3 separate regions of the Homo sapiens genome follow, and all the other regions are linked to region 2. The links are chromatin contacts, found by Hi-C or POLR2A ChIA-PET in ENCODE. All regions are on one chromosome and are shown on one strand. The core of a region is the stretch at or near the end of the contact, and the rest is flanking DNA. Distances in the headings are between cores, read along the strand shown. Region 1 overlaps LOC122539213 (KHDC1-KHDC1L). Region 2 holds the start of C6orf147 (chromosome 6 open reading frame 147). Region 3 overlaps CGAS (cyclic GMP-AMP synthase).

The links. A loop is a pair of places that touch in the nucleus more often than their neighbours do. ChIA-PET counts read pairs that join two places held with the same protein, here RNA polymerase II (POLR2A). Pooled maps may share reads with other maps.
Region 1: a map of MCF 10A shows a loop between it and region 2 (14-fold over the local background). The contact joins the enhancer-like site here to the promoter of C6orf147 in region 2. A Hi-C loop is called at or near these places in 1 of 168 maps with a recorded cell type or tissue (MCF 10A) and 3 of 50 pooled maps. POLR2A ChIA-PET finds 5 or more read pairs at or near these places in 6 of 52 experiments (A673, BJ, H1 and 3 more).
Region 3: a loop to region 2 is called in a pooled map, with 2.7 times the contacts of the local background. The contact joins the enhancer-like site here to the promoter of C6orf147 in region 2. A Hi-C loop is called at or near these places in 1 of 168 maps with a recorded cell type or tissue (endothelial cell of hepatic sinusoid) and 3 of 50 pooled maps. POLR2A ChIA-PET finds 5 or more read pairs at or near these places in 1 of 52 experiments (activated naive CD4-positive, alpha-beta T cell).

The regions. Positions count from the first base shown.
Region 1 is chr6:73,234,048-73,237,888 of GRCh38, reverse strand. All of the region lies in intron 4 of LOC122539213 (KHDC1-KHDC1L), which reads left to right. Among named protein-coding and RNA genes, the nearest start is that of KHDC1L, 10 kb to the right of the region's middle. Within about 2 kb of position 1,593, at least 2 of the 41 ENCODE cell types and tissues checked have a DNase peak (open chromatin) inside an H3K27ac peak, as active enhancers do.
Region 2 is chr6:73,308,293-73,312,302 of GRCh38, reverse strand. C6orf147 (chromosome 6 open reading frame 147) reads left to right here and starts at 1,925. Exons shown (of 5, transcript NR_027005.4): 1 at 1,925-1,997; 2 at 2,575-2,751. LOC122539213 (KHDC1-KHDC1L) reads left to right here and starts at 2,144. Exons shown (of 7, transcript NR_173146.1): 1 at 2,144-2,751. It also overlaps a transcript of KHDC1 not described here. RefSeq lists enhancers at 1,777-2,036, 2,557-2,626.
Region 3 is chr6:73,420,125-73,424,303 of GRCh38, reverse strand. It overlaps CGAS (cyclic GMP-AMP synthase), which reads left to right. Exons shown (of 5, transcript NM_138441.3): 5 at 1-593. Among named protein-coding and RNA genes, the nearest start is that of DDX43, 27 kb to the right of the region's middle. RefSeq lists a silencer at 2,424-2,718. Within about 2 kb of position 1,708, at least 4 of the 41 ENCODE cell types and tissues checked have a DNase peak (open chromatin) inside an H3K27ac peak, as active enhancers do.

The sequences.
Region 1 (3,841 bases), core at 344-2,843, 74 kb after region 2:
TCCATTAGGTTGTTATTGATTTGTAGTACCTCTTGATATATTATAAATATTAGTGTGTTGTTTGTAAAATAAGCCACAAATACTTCTTTCCAGTGTGTCCTTTGTTTTTTACATTGTTTGGGTGGTATTTGCTATGTAGATATTTTTAATGTCTATGAGGTGAATTCATGAATCTTTTTATGTTTATTGCCTCTGGATTTTGTTTAGTTCTTAGGAATGCCCTCCTCATCCCATGACTATAAAATATTTGGTAGTGGTTTCCTCTGGCATGGTTTGGGTTTTCTTTTTTACATTTAAATAATATTATTTAAATGTATTCCTGAGATGTGATTTGATTTAGGTTGTTAGGTATGGGTCAAATGGGTTTTTATTATTTTTATTATGTATATATTTTAATGTAATTTAATTTTTTTTTTTGGAGACAGAACCTCTGTCACCCAGGCTGGAGTGCAGTGGTATGATCATAGCTCACAGCAGCCTCAAACTCTTGGGCTGCAGTTATCCTCCCACCTCAGCCTCCTGAGTAGTTGGGATTACAGTTGCACACCACCATGCGTATAATTTTTATAATTTTTTTAGACAAGGGGTTTCACCATGTTGGCCAGGCTGGTCTTAAACTCCTGAGCTCAAGTGATCTGTCCCCCTTGGCCTCCCAAAGTGCTGGGATTACATGTGTGAACCACTGTGCCTGGCCTGCAGTGATATTTCTGTCAAACCTGAGAAATACACTGGGGAGAAATCCAATACATATAATAAAATAAAAAATTATGATCAAGGACACTAGACTTAATGTTGAATCAGAGAACCTATAGTAGAGAAAAATACTATAGGTAATATATAAGGCCAATCATTGGCCCACTAGATGGAAAACTTTTATAGCTAGCCCATGTGAAGTTTCAGTCCTGTCTTAATTTATTAAGTATCACTGAATGTACACTGGAAAATATAAACGTATCAATCAGAAATGTTTTAATGTCTTTTCATTCTATTTTGGACGTGAGGAAATCACTTTTTAGTGAGTTGCAACTATACTAAAGTCATAGATTCAGCTATTTTGCACTGAAGGAAGTACACAGTTCTATGACAAAAAAAATTTAAATTAAATTGTATCCGCTGGGCAAGGTGGCTCACACCTGTAATCCTAGGACTTTGGGAGGCCAAGGCAGATTGATCACCTGAGGTCAGGAGTTTGAGACAAGCCTGGCCAACATGGTGAAACCTTGTCTGTACTAAAAATACAAAAATTTGCTGGGCGTGGTGTAATCCCAGCTACTCGAGAGGCTGAGGCAGGAGAATTGCTTGATCCCAGGAGGTGGAGGTGGAGGTTGCAGTGAGCTGACATTGCGCCATTGCACTCCAGCCTGGGCAACAGAGCAAAATTCTTTCTCAAAAAAAAAAAAAAAAAAGAAAAAAAATTGTATCCTTAAGTGATGATTTTGTTGGAAATTTTTTTTATAGATATCATAGTGTATTCAAAGTAAATTAGCTCTTCCTGGTGATTCAGAGCAACAGTCAGGCAAGCTTTTTCTATAAAGTGCCAGATAGTAAATATTTTACGTTCTGTGTCATGCAGTCTCTGTCGAAACTACTCACTCAATGATTACAGTGCAAAATTAGTCAGAGGGAATACATAACTGAATGGTACTGCACTGTCCCAATATAACTTTATTTATAAACACAAAATGAATTGTACATAATTTTATGTGTAAGAAAAAATAATTTGTTTTTTGATTTTTTAGAGCCATGTAAAAATGATTCCTGGCTGGGCGCAGTAGCTCACACCTGTAATCCCAGCACTGTGGGAGGCCGAGGTGGTTTGATCACCTGAGGTGAGGAGTTTGAGACCAGCCTGGCCAACACGGTGAAACCTCGTTTCTACTAAAAATACAAAAATTAGCTGGGTGTGGTGGTGTACGTCTGTAATCCCAGCTACTCGGGAGGCTGAGGTAAGAGAATTGCTTGAACCCGGGAGGCAGAGGTTGTAGTGAGCTGAGATCGCGCCAGTGTACTCCAGCCTGGACAACAAGTGTGACAGTCCATCTCAAAAAAAAAAAAAAAAAAAATTTCTAAACCACAACCTATACAAAAAACAGGCATGAGAAATTGTGGAAGACAGTGTGGTGATTCCTCAAGGATCTAGAGCCAGAAATACCATTTGACCCAGCAATCCCATTACTGGGTATATACCCAAAGGATTATAAATCATTCTATTATAAAGACACATGCACACATGTATTTATTGCAGCACTATTTACAATAGCAAAGACTTGGAACTAACCCAAATGCCCATCAATGATAGACTGGATAAAGAAAATGTGGTACATATACACCATGGAATACTATGCAGCCATAAAAAAGAAGGAATTCCTGTCCTTTGTAGGGACATGGATGAAGCTGGGAGCCATTGTTCTCAGCAAACTAACACAGGAACAGAACCAAATACTGCATGTTCTCACTGATAAGTGGGAGTTGAACAGTGAGAACACATGGACACAGGGAGGTGAGCATCACACACCTGGGCCTGCCGGGGGTGATGAGCAAGGGGAGGGAGAGCATCAGCACAAATACTGAATGTATACAGGGCTTAAAACCTAGATAAGGGGTTTATGGGTGCAGCAAACCACTATGGCACATGTATACTATGTAACAAACCTGCACATTCTGCACATGTAGCCCAGAATTTAAAGTAAAATTTAAAAAAAAGAAAAAAAAGGAAAAGCATTAGTCCTATCTATGTCCTAAATAGTACAAAACTTCAGTAAATAAAAGGCTGTGTTTTATTAATGCATGAATGGAAAGACAAATCAATGGAATAGAATAGAAAACCAAATATACCCCCACATATATGCATAAAAATTTAATATTTGATAAGATGATTCAGATTAATGTGGAAAGGCAGATTACTCAATCAGTGAATGAGTAATCATTGTGATAAACAAGCAAACCATTTAAAAATCCATTTGAGGTCAGGCAGAGTGGCTCACATGTGTAATCCCAGCAATTTGGGAGGCACAGGAAGGGGGATTGCTTGAGCCTGGGAGTTTGAGATCAGCCTGAGAAGATGGTGAGACCTTGTCTCTACAAAAATAAAAAATAAAAAATTAGCCAAGTGTGGTGGTTGCACCTATAGTCCTGGCTACTCGGGAGGCTGAGCTGGGAGAATAACTTGAGCCCAGGAGTTTGAGGCTGCTGTGAGCTATGATCACACCACTGCACTCCAGCCTGAGAGCAAGATACACAGCAAGATAATTCCAACTGAAGGGCTTTGATTTTTAAAGTATAAATAGGAATTCTTCTCTTCTTATTTATTTATTGTTGGCTACCAGATGGAGTGGTCAGGATTTTTCTATAGTATTAGTATTTTGGTACTCAATAGAGCATACACATTTTTATTATAAATTCTTTGATGCTTAATATTATATGACTTGGAAAGTGCTATAAATGAAAATAATAAAGACATACTTTGTGTTTTTCAATCTTGAGGTTTTATGTGATAAAACATTGGTTACCTACAGTTCATTCTCCCTCTTTGGAAAGTGGAACATTGCTGGGCTCAATCAATCAAAATGAGAGAAGTATGTAAAAGGGACCAGAATCATGTAGCATGATTTGAACAGCAAATAACAGGAAACACTTGTCTAGTTGGATGCTAATAAAGCACTGTATTAGTGCCAATAGCAGACATTCCAGGCATATTATGCCAAGGGCTCCCTTCCACCCGTGTTGGCTTCCTCTTCGGGTTGGTAGCAAAATACTTGTAGCCGTTTCCAAAATCATATCCTGTTATAAACACCAGGAGAAAGAAAGAAGATATGAGTCCTTTTTTGTGTCTCTTTTCAGA
Region 2 (4,010 bases), core at 676-3,175:
GAGAATTTAACACCCCACTGTCAACATTAGACAGATCAATGAGACAGAAAGTTAAAAAAGATATCCAGGAATTGAACTCAGCTCTGCACCAAGCAGACCTAACAGACGTCTACAGAACTCTCCACCCCAAATCAACATAATATACATTCTTCTCAGCACCACACCGCACTTATTCCAAAATTGACCACATAGTTGGAAGTAAAGCACTCCTCAGCAAATGTAAAAGAACAGAAATTATAACAAACTGTCTCTCAGACCACAGTGCAATCAAACTGGAACTCAGGATTAAGAAACTCACTCATAACTGCTCAACTACATGGAAACTGAACAACCTGCCCCTGAATGACTACTGGGTACATAATGAAATGAAGGCAGAAATAAAGATGTTATTTGAAACCAATGAGAACAAAGACACAACATACCAGAATCTCTGGGACACATTTAAAGCAGTGTGTAGAGGGAAATTTATAGCACTAAATACCCACAAGAGAAAGCAGGAAAGATCTAAAATTGACACCCTAACATCACAATTAAAAAAACTAGAGAAGCAAGAGCAAACACATTCAAAAGCTAGCAGAAGGCAATAAATAACTAAGATCAGAGCAGAACTGAAGGAGATAGAGACACAAAAACCCTTCAAAAAATCAATGAATCCAGGAGCTGCTTTTTTGAAAAGATCAACAAAATTGATAGCTAGCAAGACTAATAAAGAAGAAAAGAGAGAAGAATCAAATAGACGCAATAAAAAATGATAAAGGGGATATCACCACTGATCCCACAGAAATACAAACTACCATCAGAGAATATTATAAACACCTCTATGCAAATAAACTAGAAAATCGAGAAGAAATGGATAAATTCCTGGACACATACACCCTCCCAAGACTAAACCAGGAAAAAACTGAATCCCTGAATAGACCAATAACAGGCTCTGAAATTGAGCCAATAATTAATAGCCTACCAACCAAAAAAGTCCAGGACCAGAAGGATTCACAGCCGAATTCTACCAGAGGTACAAGGAAGAGCTGGTACTAGTCCTTCTGAAACTATTCCAATCAATAGAAAAAGAGGGAATCCTCCCTAACTCATTTTATGAGGCCAGCATCATCCTGATACCAAAGCCTGGCAGAGACACAACAAAAAAAGAGAATTTTAGACCAATATCCCTGATGAACATCGATGCAAAAATCCTCAATAAAATACTGGCAAACCAAATCCAGCAGCACATCAAAAAGCTTATCCACCATGATCAAGTGGGCTTCATCCCTGGGATGCAAGGCTGGTTCAACATATGCAAATCAATAAACATAATCCATCATATAAACAGAACCAAAGAAAAAAAACCACATGATTATCTCAATAGATGCAGAAAAGGCCTTTGACAAAATTCAACAGCGCTTCATGCTAAAAACACTCAATAAATTAGGTATTGATGGGACGTATCTAAAAATAATAACAGCTGTTTATGACAAACCCACAGCCAATATCGTACTGAATAGGCAAAAACTGGAAGCATTCCCTTAGAAAACTGGCACAAGACAGGGATGTCCTCTCTCACCACTGCTATTCAACATAGTGTTGGAAGTTCTGGCCAGGGCAATCAGGCAGGAGAAAGAAATAAAGAATATTCAATTAGGAAAAGAGGAAGTCAAATTGTCCGTTTGCAGATGACATGATTGTATATTTAGAAAACCTCATCTTCTCAGCCCGAAATCTCCTTAGGCTGATAAGCAACTTCAGCAAAGTCTCGGGATACAAAATCAGTGTGCAAAAATCACAAGCATTCTTACACACCCAGCCCCATTTTCGACGCCCTCTACTTGGCAGCCGGTGAGCCCCCGGCCCCTGCGTTTCTGGCTCCAGCCCCAGGTGGCGGCGCTGTAGGCTGGAGCCCCTGGAAAGCGCTGGCCTGGCAGCCCTGGGGAGTGTTCCAGGCCCTTGGACCGCAGGGAGGGCAACCAAATGGCAGAGGCGGTAACGGAGAGCATCCCTGAACGGTAAAAAGTCGTCTAAAGGATCGAAGAAACGGAGTGTGAGCGAGTCCGTGGGCGGGACAGCACCTTCGGGTGCCGGTCAGAGGAGCGAGCGGCGGAAGAGGCGGGTCCAGGGCGGTGTAATTAAGGCGCGGAGCCCAGACCCTCCTGCTACAGTGCCTCGGGCTTTCCTGGAGGCGGGCGGCGGGATGCTGCTCCGTTCTCCGGGTCCTCTCCTCCGGTTCTTGTCGTTTGGTCACGCCCTCAGTTCAGTCGGTTATTGGAAAACGATCAAGGCCCAAAGATGGTTTACGTGGCGTTGTGGATGTTATCACCGTTGTTTGGTGACCGAGCCTGGAGCTTGAGCCCTGGGACGTCTTGCCAGCCGCATGTGGTCCCGTGCCCACTTCTCGCGGTGGCGCGTTAATCCACCTAGACTGTGCATTGGTCCAGTCTGGGTTGACCCCGACCCGAAGTGGCCCTTTCCTTCGCGTCCTGAACTTCGCTTCTCCGTCGGTGTCTGGTCTCTTCCCGCCGGCGGGCTCTGCGGTGGCGGGAGGAGCTGTACTACTCGTGCCTTAGCGCACCCTTACTTTCCCAGGCCAGAAACGCGAAATGCTGTCGGCCTTCCAGAGGCTGTTCCGAGTCTTATTTGTGATTGAAACAGTCTCAGAATACGGAGTCCTGATCTTCATTTATGGATGGCCCTTTCTCCAGACCCTTGCGATGCTCCTGATCGGGACAGTGTCTTTCCACCTTTGGATCCGCAGAAATCGAGGTGAGTGGCTTTAGGGGCCCTGGTAGGAAAAGCTTCCTTCACCCAGGTGCCCGGAAAGGCGAGTTTCGCTTCCGGGATCTTTCAGGATCACTCCAGCTCCTTAGTCTGAAGGCCTAGGACAGTTCTGCAAATCACCATGTTAAAAAAAACCCTGGGTGTGCCTCCTGGTTTGTGAGTAGAAAGGGCAAGATGTGGTTGGGAAGGAAGATTGTGGCTAGAAGCAACCAAAGGTGGAAAATCTAGGACATTTGTGCACTGTAGGTTTAGAAGTCCCAGGAATCCCAGGCCAGCTCCTCTAGGGGGCCATCTTCCACTAAATCTCTTTTGCGGGTCTGCCCCGTCACTTAGATACCCTAGGAGAGCTGATCTCAAAGCGGAGTCCCGCGATCAGCAGAATCAGCATCACCTGAGAACTCCTTAAAAATGCAAACTGCCAGGCGCGTTGGCTCACGCCTGTAATCCCTGCACTTTGGGAGGCCAAGGCCCATCACTTGAGGTCAGGAGTTTCAGACCCGCCTGGCCAACATGGTGAAACCCATCTCTACTAAAAATACAAAAATTAGCCTGGCGCGCGTGCCTGTAATCCCAGGTACTAGGGAGGCGGAGGCAGGAGAATCGCTTGATCCTGGGAGAAGGAGGTTGGAGTGAGCCGAGATGGCGCCACTGCTCTCCAGGCTGGGCAACAGAGCGAGACTCCGTCTCAAGAAAAAACAAAAAAACAAAAAACAAACCAACAAAAAACAACAGCAAAAAACTCTACCGGGTGCGGTGGCTGACACCTGCAATCCCAGTACTTTGGGAGGCCGAGGTGGGAGGATCGCTTGAGCCCAGAAGTCACAGCCTGGGCAATATGGTGAAACCCCGTCTCTACAAAAAAATATGAAAAATTAGCTGGGCTATGTGGCACCCATCTGAAGTTCCAGCTACTCGGGAGGATCACCTGAGCCCGGGGAGGTCGAGGCTGCAGTGAGCCAAAATCGTGACACTGCACTCCAGCCTGGGCAATCGGAGTGAGACCCTGTCCAAAAAGAAAAAAAAAAAAGCCGGACGCGGTGGTTCACTCCTGTAATCCCAACACTTTGGGAGGCTGAGGCAGGTGGATCACCCGAGGTCAGGAGCTCAAGACCAGCCTGGTCAACATAGTGAAACCCCATCTCTACTAAAAATACAAAAATTGCAGCAGGGCGTGGTGGCTCACGCCTGTAATCCCAGCACTTCGGGAGGCCGAGGAGGGCGGATCATGAGGTCAGGGGATCAAG
Region 3 (4,179 bases), core at 459-2,958, 110 kb before region 2:
CGCCACCACATCCGGCTAATTTTTTGTATTTTTAGTAAAGATGGGGTTTCACCATGTTAGCCAGGATGGTCTCGATCTCCTTACCTTGTGATCCGCCCGCCTTGGCCTCCCAAAGTGCTGGGATTACAGGTGTGAGCCACCACGCCTGGCTGAAATACATAATCTTAAAAGAAAACATAAGATACTTTATTTTAATATACGTGACTAAATGTAAAACCTAACTTATTTTCTGTTATCTATTTATTTTTACTTTCAGTAACACTTTTTTTATTTTAGGTAGCATTCAGCCTAGAGGCAACTGCTGTTTGTTAAATATTTCCTGTTCATATATTTTGCACATTTTCTTATGGGTTAGTTTTCTTCTCATTGTTTTGGGAAGTTCTTAATATATTTGGGGTATTTATCTTTCATTCGTTGTCTGTGTAACAAATAACTTCTGCCATATGGGTTGTCTGCACATTTTTTGGTGTCTTTTAGTAAACAAGGTTTTTTTGTTTTGTATTGTTTTGTTTATTGTAAAGATTTTTAAATTTTAATGGAGTTGATTTCTTTTCTCATTCAAGCTTTTGAGAATAAATTGGAGTTGAATTTTTTATGGTTTTTGCTTTATACATCTTGTTTAACAGCCTACTATGTTTGAACATACTAAGAGAAACATTAGACATTTGAAGAGTTTTGGGGACAATTAATGATAAATAAACCACTATGCAAATAAAATAATCTAAGCAATTTTTTTTTTTTTTGGGACAGTCTCACTCTGTCGCCCAGGCTGGAGTGCAGTGGCACGATCTTGGCTCACTGCACCCTCCTCCTCCCGGTTCAAGCAATTCTCCTGCCTCAGCCTCCCAAGTAGCTGGGACTACAGTTGCACGCCACCATGCCTGGCTAATTATTTTTGTATTTTTAGTAGAGACAGAGTTTCACCATGTTGGTCAAGCTGGTCTCAAACTCCTGACCTCAGGTGATACACCCATCTCAGCCTCCCAAAGTGCTAAGATTACAGATGTGAGCACTGTGCCCAGCCAATCTAAGCAATTTTTAACTCCATAAGAAAAATGAATGCATGAAAGAAAAGTCTGATATAAGAATATTGCTCAGCTGTTTAAGTATTGACAAAGTCATAGTAATGTAACCATTGACTATTAATCTTATTGAAGTTATGGACTGTTGTCGACTTTAAAAAAATTAAAAACCAGGGGCGGTGGCTCACCCCTGTAATTCCAGCACTTTGGGAGGCCAAGGCGGGCAGATCATGAGGTCAGGAGTTCAAGACCAGCCTGGCCAACATGGTGAAACCTCATCTCTACTAAAAATACAAAAATTAGATGAGTATGGTGGTACGTGCCTGTAATCCCAGCTACTTGGGAGGCTGAGGCAGGAGAATCGCTTGAACCCAGGAGGCAGAGGTTGCAGTGAGCCAAGACAGTGCCGCTGCACTCCAGCCTGGTGACAGAGCGAGACTCCATCTCAAAAAAAAAAAAAAAATTAAAAAAAAACTTTTTTAATGTGAAAAGAAAGAAAGAAATTATGATTACCCACTCTGTGGTTAGGATAGGACAATAGGCTTAGTTCCTGTATGGTGACAGTGGTAGGGAGATTACATTAGTTTCCTGTGTAACAATTAACCACAACCTTAGAGGCTTAAAACAACACATATTTATTATCTCACATTTTCAGTGGGCCAAAATTCTGGGTGTGGCTCTGCTCAGAGTCTCTCAAGGCTATAATTAAGACGTCAGCCAGCGCTGTAGCCTCATCTGAGGCTTGACTGGAGAAGGAACCATTTTTGTTGGCAGAATTTAGTTCCTTTACATTTGTAGGACTGAGGGCTTCAGTTTCTTGCTGTCAGCCAGAGGTTGCCCTCAGTTCCTAGAAGCTGTCTTCAGTTCCTTACCATGTGAGCCTCCCAACATAGGCAGCCCACAACAGTAGCTCGATTCTTCAAAGCCAGCAAGGGAGGTACTCCAGCAAGAGGAGTGCTACAAACTTGTTTAACACAATTACATACACATAATTATGTACAGTCCGTTGCCTGTACTGTATTCTATTGATTGGAAGCAAGTCAAAGGTCCCTCTCATACCCAAGAGGAGAGGAATCACTCAAGGGTGTTCTTGTTGTCTCAGATGCCAGCGATACAGTTAGGGGGAAAACAGTTCCCATAAGACCACCCTCATTTCTGTCAACAATTGCAATTTCAAGGGATTCCTAAAACCACCCTGAGGTTTGATGAAAGACTCACAGAACTCACTAAAACCACTATGCTCATGGTTGCAGTTTATTATATAGTAAGCATGCAAGTTTAAATCAGCCAAAGGAAGAAGTGCGTAAGGCAGAGTTTAAGAGAGTAGCAAACACAGCACTTTCTGTTGTCTTTTGGTGGAGTCATGGACATGTTATTCTCTTGGCATCAATGTGTGCCAATACACGCAGAATATTGCCAGCCAGGGAAGCTCACCTGAGCCATGTCCAGAGTTCTTACTGCAGCTCATGGTTGGCTGGACATATGTCTAACCTCAGTCTCCAGCTCCTCTGGAAGGCAAACAGTATAAGCTGATACCATGACCCAAAGACCCCACCATAAATCACATTGTTATACTTTCTGGCACATTCCAAGAATTCAGCCATTACCTTTCAGAAGCCAAGGGCAAAGGTGAGACTTTTCTTTGGGTTAGGTTAAATTCCTTACTACATAGATATGAACCTCAGGAGGTGGGGGGCCACAGGACAACCCTGAGGGTCCGACTGTCACAGGTATGCAAAAACTGAATTAATCTTCCTTATAGTGGGAAGTCAGTAAATGTCAAATTTTTAAAACCAAGAAATTGCAGTATAAGCAAGTTATTAATGGCTAAAAGATGAAAAGGTTACATCTTGGGAGTGGAAAATGAAGGGTGGAAGGGTTCGGGACTACTTTTTTTTTTAAATAAAATGATTTTATTTAGTTAGTTTGTAAATGTGAATATAGTTGGCAAAAACCAAACCAAAACAGCATAAAACCAAAAAATGACAGTTATATGATTGATCATGCCCAAGTACAACAGCATTTATTAGTAGAATATAAAAAATAAATTTTATGGCTGGGTGCCATGGCTCATGCCTGTAATCCCAGCACTTTGGGAGGACGAGGCGGGCGGATCACCTGAGGTCAGGAGTTCAAGACCAGCCTGATCAACATGGAGAAACCCCGTCTCTACTAAAAATACAAAATTGGCCGGGTGTGGTGGCGCATGCCTGTAATCCCAGCTACTCAGGAAGGCTGAGGCAGAAGAATTGCTTGAACCTGGGAGGCAGAGGTTGCAGTGAGCCGAGATTGTGCCATTGCAGTCCAGCCTGGGCAACAAGAGCGAAATTCCATCTCTAAATAAATTAATTAAATTAAAAATAATAAAAAATTTTATTATTGTTGTTATTTATTTATTTATTTTTTTGAGACGGAGTCTTGCTCTGTCACCCAGGCTGGAGTGCAGTGGCGCGATCTTGGCTCACTGCAACCTCCGCCTCCCGAGTTCAAGCGATTCTCCTGCCTTAGCCTCCCAAGTAGCTGGGATTACAGGCACCCACCACCACGCCCACCTAATTTTTTGTATTTTTAGTAGAGACAGGGTTTCACTATGTTGGCCAGGCTGGTCTTGAATGCTTGACCTCATGATCCACCTGCTTTGGCCTTCCAAAGTGCTGAGATTAAGGCGTGAGCCACTGCGCCTGGCCTAAAAATTTTGTTATTTTTATGTGCTTTTTTTCCCCCAGCTTTGACTCTCTGGATGCTTTTGAAAGTTTGAGTTCCTAAGAAATTCCACAGCTAGAGGTTCCTACGATGTCACTGAGTGAGGTTAAGGTTCTGCTCTTATAGGGAGCATCTTATCCTTGGGGATTCTGGACAACTGGACCCCTAGGAACTTGAAAAACAGCTGCTTTCATTGGTATTCTTTTGACATGGGGAAAATATAGCCATTGTCCATTAAAACACAATCCAATTTGGGTACAAGTACTCTTCAGGTTTTCTAAGTTCTCCACAGGAATACCAAGACTAGGCTACCATCTTTTCTGACAACAGACTACTTTTTAAATAAGCTTTGTAAGTCCAAGATTTCTGGCAGAGAAATGTAAATAAAAAATAAAAACAAAAATAAATAAGTCTTGTAGAACCATTTGCTTCCATACATTACATGTATATTTGA